2 separate regions of the Homo sapiens genome follow, and region 1 is linked to region 2. Evidence: read pairs that join two places in POLR2A ChIA-PET (ENCODE). Cell type or tissue: PC-9. All regions are shown on one strand. Each heading gives the region's core, and the rest is flanking DNA. Links, peaks and the distances in the headings are about the cores only. Region 1 has its middle 11 kb from the start of CCNG2. Region 2 has its middle 6.9 kb from the start of CCNI.

Region 1 (4,398 bases), core at 319-4,318, 64 kb after region 2:
AAAAAAAAGTCACAGAAAAATATACTCAGTGTGATTTCACTTATATAAATTTTTAAAAACTAAACAATACATTATTTAGGGATACAGATAATCTATTTTTAAAAGGAAGGGAATGATTAACTGAATATTTGGTACTAGGGTTACTTTCAGAGAGAGAGAGTAGGGGATGTGATCCAGGAAGAGCATCTAGAGCTTTCAGATTATATTCTATTGATTAACTTGGGTAGTGGATACACAATTACTTGTTTTATTGATGGTATTTATTTATTTATATTTTTAGAGAGAGGGTCCTGCTTTGTTGCCCAGGCCAGAGTGCAGTGGCTCGAACATAACTCACTACAGCCTTCAACTCCTGCCTCAGCCTCCTGAGTAGCTAGGACTACAGGTATGCACCACCATGCTCGGCAAATTGAAAGAAAGTTTTGTAGAGATGAGGTCTCTCTATGTTGTTCAGGCTGGTCTTGAACTCCTGGCCTCAAGTGAACCTCCCTCCTTGGCCTCCCAGAGAACTGGGATTACAGGTGTGAGCTACCATGCCCAGCCTTTATTGATGGTCTTTACATTGAATATATGTATACTCTCTTGTTTGTGTATTTTACAATACAATTAAATATATATATATCAGATATAAATATATATATTTATATATATATCTATCTATCAGAAAAGAGACCAGAAGAATGTACATTACTACAATAACATCAATTGTATTAGATTGTTTGGCTACAGGTGATTTTGTTTTTCTTTTTCCACATTTTCTGTAATGTGCTGTTATTACTTTCATGATTAAAATAAGTAACCCTGGCCAGGAGCAGTGGCTCATGCCTGGTAATCCTAGCACTTTGGGAAGCTGAGGCGGGGGCATCACGAGGTCAGGAGATTGAGACCATCCTGGCTAACATGGTGAAACCACGTCTCTACTAAAAATACAAAAAAATTAGCCAGGCATGGTGGTGGGTGCCTGTAGTCCCAGCTACTCGGGAGACTGAGGCAGGAGAATGGCATGAACCCGGGAGGTGGAGGTTGCAGTGAGCCGAGATTGCACCACTGCACTCCAGCCTGGGCGACAGAGCGAGACTCCATCTCAAAAAAGCAAAAAAGTATGAAAGATGTAGTTACTCTGAAGTAAAATAGACCACTCAAGGATTTATTATTCTATGTGGAATAATATGTGGAAAATAAATGTGGAAAAAGAAAAACAAAATCACCTGTAACCAAACAATGCAATACAACTAATGCTGTTGTGGTAATGTACATTCTTCTGGTCTCTACTCCGGAGGCTGAGGATAGAGAATCACTTGAACCTAGGAGGAGGAGGTTGCAGTGAGCTGAGATCGCACCATTGCACTCCAGCCTGGGCAACGAGAGCGAAGATCTGTTTCAAAAAAAAAAAAAAAAAGAAGAAGAAATAAAGTAAAATAAGTAACCCTTACAGGGAAATGGCAATAATCTCACTTAGCCTAAATAAGTCAAAAGTATAACTTGAAGTAGTTTTAGTTAGGATAATGGGTTTCACAAATATACCGGAAGCACCAGTGTCAAAAGGACATCCTGAAGGTGGAAGTTCTACCCACATGTACTCTTGAGTTGCTTAGATGCTGTTAATCTGTTCTTGTGCAGAGCTGCTCATTCTTAAAAATGTATGTAACATTCTGAGTTGAAAGGAGAAGACAGTCACACAGTGAAATCTCTCCCTCCTGAGATAACTATTCTCTCCCTGTTTTGCTGCTATCCTTTCTACACACTGCTATTGTTGCAAAACTTGCATAACAGTATTGTGATTTGTCAATTCTGTTCTCTCCCATTAGGCTCTGAGCTCTCTGAGGGTAGGGTTTAAACCATAGCCATTTTGCGTCTACTGTTTCCTCCACTGTGCCTGGAATAGATTAGCTGCCCAGACAACTTTTATTAAACTGAACAAAAGAAGCAATGAAGATTTTAAAATGCTGCATTTGTAAGACACATGGCTACAGAAACCTGAATATTCTTGGAAGCTAATCTTCACGCAGGATGAGTCAATATGTTTCTGTCCTGTTTAAATACAAGATCTCGAGATAGCATATTATTTATGTGCATCATAAAAACTTAACAAACATTGCACAACACAATAAGCACAATACATTGGTAACTTCTGGCACATTTCTAAAAAAGTTTATTTTCTATGTACTCTTTTTGTCCACCCCTTACCATCTCTACCTCCTAGAATCCAGCACAGGCTGTAAACCTCAAACCTGCTGTTTTAGCAGTGAGTTATCAGAGGGCCTTGACTTCCTCTTAGAATGATGGTATGCAGCTGAGCTAACAATAGTAGAGTCATCAGAGTATTTGCTGATTGCCATCTTCTGTTTTAAAGACTTTAAAAACACTTCCTTGTCATAAGGTAGAAAAGAACCCACATGTCTGCAAAATAGTCCTTATCAGGAGAAATAGGAACATAGCACAATTTCTTTCTGGCCCCTAAACATTTGCAAACTACTGACATGACACACTCACATGATGTCTCAAATCTTTAGACATCTCCCCCCAGGCAGAAAAGAAGGAGCCTCATTTTTCTTCCCCTGCTGGCTTTCCTGAGATTTGAGTGGTGGGACTGTGTTGAAACAACTGGCTGGCTTTTTTTAAGAAACATGTTAATTCAAAACTCTAGGGTAAGGGTAGCTGATCCTGGCAGGCCTGATCTGTCTGGACAGTTTCTTTTCAGATTAGTTTGACAGAGATAAGTCTAAGATTTCTCAAAAGCATATTTGCTTTCTATTGAAGAAAAACAAAAAACAAAGGAAACACACACACACACGCACACACGTATGCAGGTGACCAGTGATTAAATTTCATAATAAAACACCCAATCCAAATTGCCTGTGCTTAAACTAACCTAAACTACTGATGCAGCCATTTTGAGTGAACTTAGTAGGAAATACAGCCAAATAGGTCTTCTTCCTGGTATTCGAGAAGAAGGAAAATAAAACAATTCGGATATAGGCTTGATCTGTGTAACATAGTCACTAGGCTTGATCTATGTAACATAGTAACTATGTCACTGTAAAATAGTGGTTAAACTTGATCTATGTAACATAGTAACTATGTCACTGTAAAATAGTGGTTAAGAGTGTGGATGCTAGAGTCAGATTGTCTAGGTTTGAACACTGATTCCACCACTGTCTAGCTGTGGGATCAAGTTACATAAACTCCCTGGGACTCTATTTCTGGGTCTGTGTGATGGTACTTACCACTTGTGTGTGTTACAGGCATTAAAGTTATGTCAGGACATATAAATCACTGAATACGGTGCTTGACAACTTCATTATTGATTACTACATGTAGATTATTATAAAGCTAATGAAATTTAGCTTCAGGGGCCCTCATTTGCACACTCTCTCCAAGTTCTCAGGAGTGGCCCTAGCAGAGTGTTCATGTGTTGGTTAATTTTATGTCAACTTGACTGAACTAAGGGATGCCCAGGTAGCTGGCAAAACACATCTTGGGGTGTATCTGTGAAAGCATTTCCAGAAGAGAAGGGCATTTGGATCAGTAGACTAGTAAAGAAGACCACACTCACCAATGTGGGTGGGCATTATCCACTATGCTGAAGGCCTGAATAGAACAAAACGGCAGAGGAGAAGGGTGAATTTGCCCTTGCTGTTTGAGCTGGGACATTCATCTTCTCCTGCCTTGGATATCAGTGCTCCTGATTCTCAGGCCTTTGGACTTGGACTGGGACTTAACACTATTGGTTTCCGGGATTCTCAGGCCTTTGGGCCTTGTACTGGAACTACACCACCTGGTTTCATGGGCCTCCAGCTTGCAGACAGCAGATTGTGGGATTTCTCAGCCTCCATAATTGCATAAGCCAATCCCTCATTATAAATCTCCTTCTATATACAGTCATGCATTGCTTAATGATGAAGATAAGTTCTGAGAAATGCGTCATTAGGCAATTTTATTATTGTGTAAACTTCATAGAGTGTACTTACACAAATTTTGGTACTATAGCTTACTACACACCTAAGCTATATGGTATAACCTACTGTTCCTAGGCTACAAATCTTTGCGGCATGTTACTGTGCCAAATACTGTAGATAACTCTAACACAATGGTAAATAGTTGTGTATTTAAACATATCTAAACAGATAAAAGCTACAGTAAAAATACAATGTTATAATATTATGGAACCACTGTTGTATATGTGATGCGTTACTGATTGAAACATCATTTTGCTGTGCATGACTATATCTATATATATCCTATTGGCTTTGTTTCTCTGGAGAACCCTGACTGATACAGTTCACATATATATTTTTTTGAGTTTTGTGAAAGTAAGTGATTTTAATTACAATCAGTTAAGGCTGCTATCTTTCTCCATGTCAAATTTCACTGTATCATTTTCCCTTGAATTTAGAG
Region 2 (4,398 bases), core at 151-4,150:
CATAAGGAAGCACATGAGAAACAGCTATCAGAATAAAGACAGTGAGCGGGTGTGATGCCTCATGCCTGTAAGCCCAGCACTTTGGGAGGCTGAGGTGAGTGGATCACTTGAGGCCAGAAGTTTGAGACCAGCCTGGCCAACATGGCGAAACCCCATCTCTACTAAAAATACAAAAAGTTAGCCGGGCATGGTGGTGTGTGCCTGTAGTCTCAGCTACTCTGGAGGCTGAGTCAGGAGAATCGTTTGAACCTGGGAGGCGGAGGTTGCAATGAGCTGAGATAGCGCCACTGCACTCCAGCATTGGCGACAGAGTGACATCCTGTGTCAAAAAAAAAAAAAAGGAAGTATAAAGACTGTTCTGTAATGCAAAATAGTGTAAAGTGAGACCTCTTCAGAAGTCTAGGAAAATGGAAGGGAATCAAATTGATGGCCAGGAAGTGGTTCGCTATCATTAAATATTTCTAGAAATACTGCCTACATTTTTAGGAGTAAAGAAAGCAAGGCTGTTTCATGTTTAATGACAGAAGCTTCTATTCTCCTTTGTCCTAAATGAAATTTTTAGATAATGTTTCCACAAGACAATTTATGAAGGTACTATCTTGTAGGAGAGATGTTAAAGCCTACAAGAACAAAGGAAATTATTTACTGTCATAATCACTTAGCATCTGCCCACACTTTAGGATTCTTTTAACAACTTCTAAAATATTTTTCATTTATCTATACAGAGATAGAATGTAAGAGGAGTAAATGTCCCAAACCAACTTGGCATCAAGATATTAAGAGAAAAAAAAGTCCCCATTCACCAAATAATATAAAGACCTCCTCCTTAATATTAAGTGGGGAAAGTGCTCAGAGGGAATAAGTCAAGGAAGCCTCAAGCTGCCTTTTTTTTTTTTTTTAAGAGACAAGTGAACATTTATTTTTGTGCCTTTCTTCCTATGTGTATTTCAAGTCTTTTTCAAAACAAGGCCCCAGGAATCTCCAGATTCAATTGTGTCCCTGGGCTTGGTCGACTGCTGCAGGAGTCTTAGGGAACCTTGTACAAATGCTAGAGTTACTCATTTACCAACATTAAACCTTAGGATAGAAGATGCAACAAAAGCAGGACTCCTTCTTCCATGGAATATGCTGATTTCAGATGAGGCGACAGCCAATGTAGAAAACGCTGAAATTTTTCCTTGGAACTGGACTGTGATGAGAGGTGCTTGCCATGAACCTAAGCTACTGTCTTTTGTTTTCTTTTTTTTTTTTTTTTTTGAGACAGAGTTTCACTCTTGTTGCCCAGGCTGGAGTGCAATGGCGTGATCTCAGCTCACCACAACCTCTGCCTCCCGGGTTCAAGCGATTCTCTTGCCTCAGCCTCCCGAGTAGCTGGGATTACAGGCATGTGCCACCATGCCCAGCTAATTTTTGTATTTTTAGTAGGGACAGGGTTTCTCCATGTTGGTCAGGCTGGTCTCGAACTCCCGACCTCAGGTGATCCTCCCACCTCAGCCTCCCAAAGTGCTGGGATTACAGGCGTGAACCACTGTTCCGGCCAGCTACTGTCTCTGACCCTTCCTTTCCAGTGTTTGAAGATAAGGCAGGAAATAATCTTCTCTGAAGATACTTGATAAAAATTTCCAAAAAAGCAAAAACACATGCTTCCACTTCATTGACAAAAATTTACTGCCATTTGGCACCTGGGTCTGGTTCAGCTGGCGGATGAGCTGATTGATGCATTCACCCTGATAGCCAGCTGTGCCCATCTCCTTGAGGAAGCCCACTCTATTTTTGGTAGCATGACGGGCCACTGAGTGGTGGAAAGGGCACAAGAACCATGAGCTCTCCTGGAAATGCTTCCCTGGGAAGGCAGTTTCATGAATGAGGTCTTCCAAGCAAATGACACCAAACTTCCCCAGGTGCTCCTCAATCACTGTGTTTTCTGTCAGAGAGATGGTCTTATTCTTGACCTTGGCTTGTCCACGTTTCAAAATTCAAAATTCCTGGACAGACTTCAGATTTGGAAATCCCTAGGTCACATAAGGTTCCACTATACGCAGCATTTTTAGGTTCTTGGGGGTGGCTTTTACAAAGACACCATTAAAAATTTTCTTTAGGCGAAGTCTTGCAATGGTTCTCTGCCCCAGTAAACTCACACCATCAATCCTTTTGATGCACACAACAAAGGCCAAGGAATGTTCATCTGGCAATTCCAAGGCATGAGGTTTCACTTCTAGTTGTCTGAGAAGCAGCTTGTCATGTTTCTGCCACCAGGAATCATGTTGGAATGATTCCAGTCGCTTAAACCTGAGCTCTTTTCCTTTGCTCCTTCTTTGCCAAAAGTGCCTGCTTTGCCTGGGTGGCTTTGAGGGCTTGATAAGCCTTCACCTTTTTCAGGAGATTTTCTGGAACCAAAGGGATTTTTCTTTGCCCTTGATCCACCGTCTTTCTAGTGTAGCAGCTACTGATCTGGCACAACCCCACCACATGGGGAAGACAGCACTCACTCTGTTTACTTGACCATAGAGACATCAGTTCTAGCTCACGCTGGAGGACCCAGAGAGCCAGCCTGCACTTAGCAGCATTGAGACACTGAGGTCCTGCTAACCCTGATTCCTGCCAAAAGTTGCAGTGCTTCCAAGCTTTTTAGAGCCTGTGTCATTTACAAAACCCAGCCCTTTTCTTGTAGGTTAGTTTCATCACACTGGCGGTTTGGCTTTGGACAATAAAGTGCTTCCCACAACGCACCTACAGCTTCCGCTCTAGTGATGGCGCCGCACTTCCCGCGCGGCTCTGCTGCAGCCTCAAGCTGCTTTCTAAACTTGGGCCAACACTCAATATAAACTAGCTTTAGGTTTCTCATATTTAAGGAGTGATTTAGGAAAGTCTCACCAGAAGGGATCATTGGTTTCATGCTTCATTAAGAGGAGCCACGGAGATCAAACAGCAACCACCTATTTGAAAGTTGTATCTCAAAAGACTTCAGTAGAAACATTTGCCAAGGGGAAGAGTCAAAGTCTGTAAAACATTTGAAGAGATTTATTCTGATTCAAATAGGAGTGACCAATGGCCCAAGACTCAGTCTCAAGAGGTCCTAAGAACATGTGCCTAGGGTGGTAGCTTGGATTTATACAATTTAGGGAGATATAAGACATCAATACATGTATGATGTACATTCGTCTGTCCAGAAAGGTGGGATAACTGGAAACAAGGAGGGTGGGGGGTGAGGGGATTCCAGGTAATAAGTGAATTCAAGGATTTTCTTTTCTTTCTCTGTCTTTTTCTTTTTCTTCCTTCCTTTCTTTTTTTCTTTTTTTGAGAGAGAGTCTCACTCTGTCGCCCAGGCTGCAGTGCAGTGGCACGATGACAGCCCCGCTGCAACCTCCACCTCCCAGGCTTAAGTGATTTTCAGTTTTCCTGCCTCAGCCTCCTGAGTAGCTGGGATTACAGGCGTGTGCCATCACGCCCAGCTAATTTTCATGTTTTTTTAGTAGAGACAGGGTTTCACCATGTTGGCCAGGCTGGTCTCAAACTCTTGGCATGGTTGCTTCAGCCTCCCAAAGTGCTGGGATTAAAAGCTTGAGCCACCACACAGCCGATTCAAGGATTTTTGAACTGGCAATTAGTTGAAAGAGTTAAATTGTTGTCTAGAAACCTAGAATCAGTTGAAATGAATGTCTGGGTTAAGATAAGGGGTTGTGGACACCAAGGTTCCCATTATGAGGCAAAGCCTACAGGCAGCAGGCTTCAGAGAAAACGGTCTGCAAGTGTTTCTTATCAGATTTTAGAAAGTGCGAGACTTCTGTTGATTTTCTCCTGGATTAGGAAAAAGTCCTGGAAAGGAAAGGGGATTCTCTAGAGAATGTAGATTTTCCCCACAAGAGACAGCTTTGCCGGGCTGTTTCTAGATACGGCAAAGAAACATGTTTGGGATTAAAATATTTTGATTTCCCTCTTTGTCTGTCATGTGACGTTATGCCAGTTAGGTTGGAAAGCAATCCATGTTATCTGGTGTTAAATAAAACCCCTCTAATGAAACTTTATGGTTTATAGGGCGTGACTCCCCAGGCCCCTTATGTAGGAATTTGGGCAAGAGAAGAAAAAGGTCAGAGTTTAGTTCTCACATTTTATTTACTTATTTTTAGTTGGGAGAAAAATACATCATTAAAACAAAGTATCATTTTACTCTTTTCCAGAACTGTTTTGAATTGTCAAAGGACAAAGTTACAGCAAATTTAAAGACCTCAACTGGCTTTACTGCAAATTCTAGAATCAGGCAACACTTATTTTATTATTTATTATTTATTCCATAAAATACAATTTAACTGTCCCAGTGAGCTGAGTAGAAGAGGTTGGCTTTATAGGCAGAGAAGGACTGAAGCAGAAACAAAGAAAGAACTGGTCATTTCAAAGTCG

The links. Peaks named below come from ENCODE experiments on the same cell type or tissue, not always from the same donor. Only the 100,000 strongest peaks of a DNase experiment are listed, where the experiment ranks them.
Region 1: POLR2A ChIA-PET joins it to region 2 with 8 read pairs; 25 of 35 experiments call an interaction of 5 or more read pairs at or near these places.

Annotation. Positions count from the first base shown.
Region 1 is chr4:77,144,436-77,148,833 of GRCh38, forward strand. No RefSeq gene overlaps it. Among named protein-coding and RNA genes, the nearest start is that of CCNG2, 11 kb to the right of the region's middle. In PC-9, for the core only: no CTCF peak of the experiment used is centred there; DNase peaks (open chromatin) are centred at 2,286 and 3,886; H3K4me3 peaks cover 1,013 bases; H3K27ac peaks cover 2,767 bases.
Region 2 is chr4:77,080,708-77,085,105 of GRCh38, forward strand. It overlaps the pseudogene RPL7P17. Among named protein-coding and RNA genes, the nearest start is that of CCNI, 6.9 kb to the left of the region's middle. In PC-9, for the core only: no CTCF peak of the experiment used is centred there; no DNase peak of the experiment used is centred there.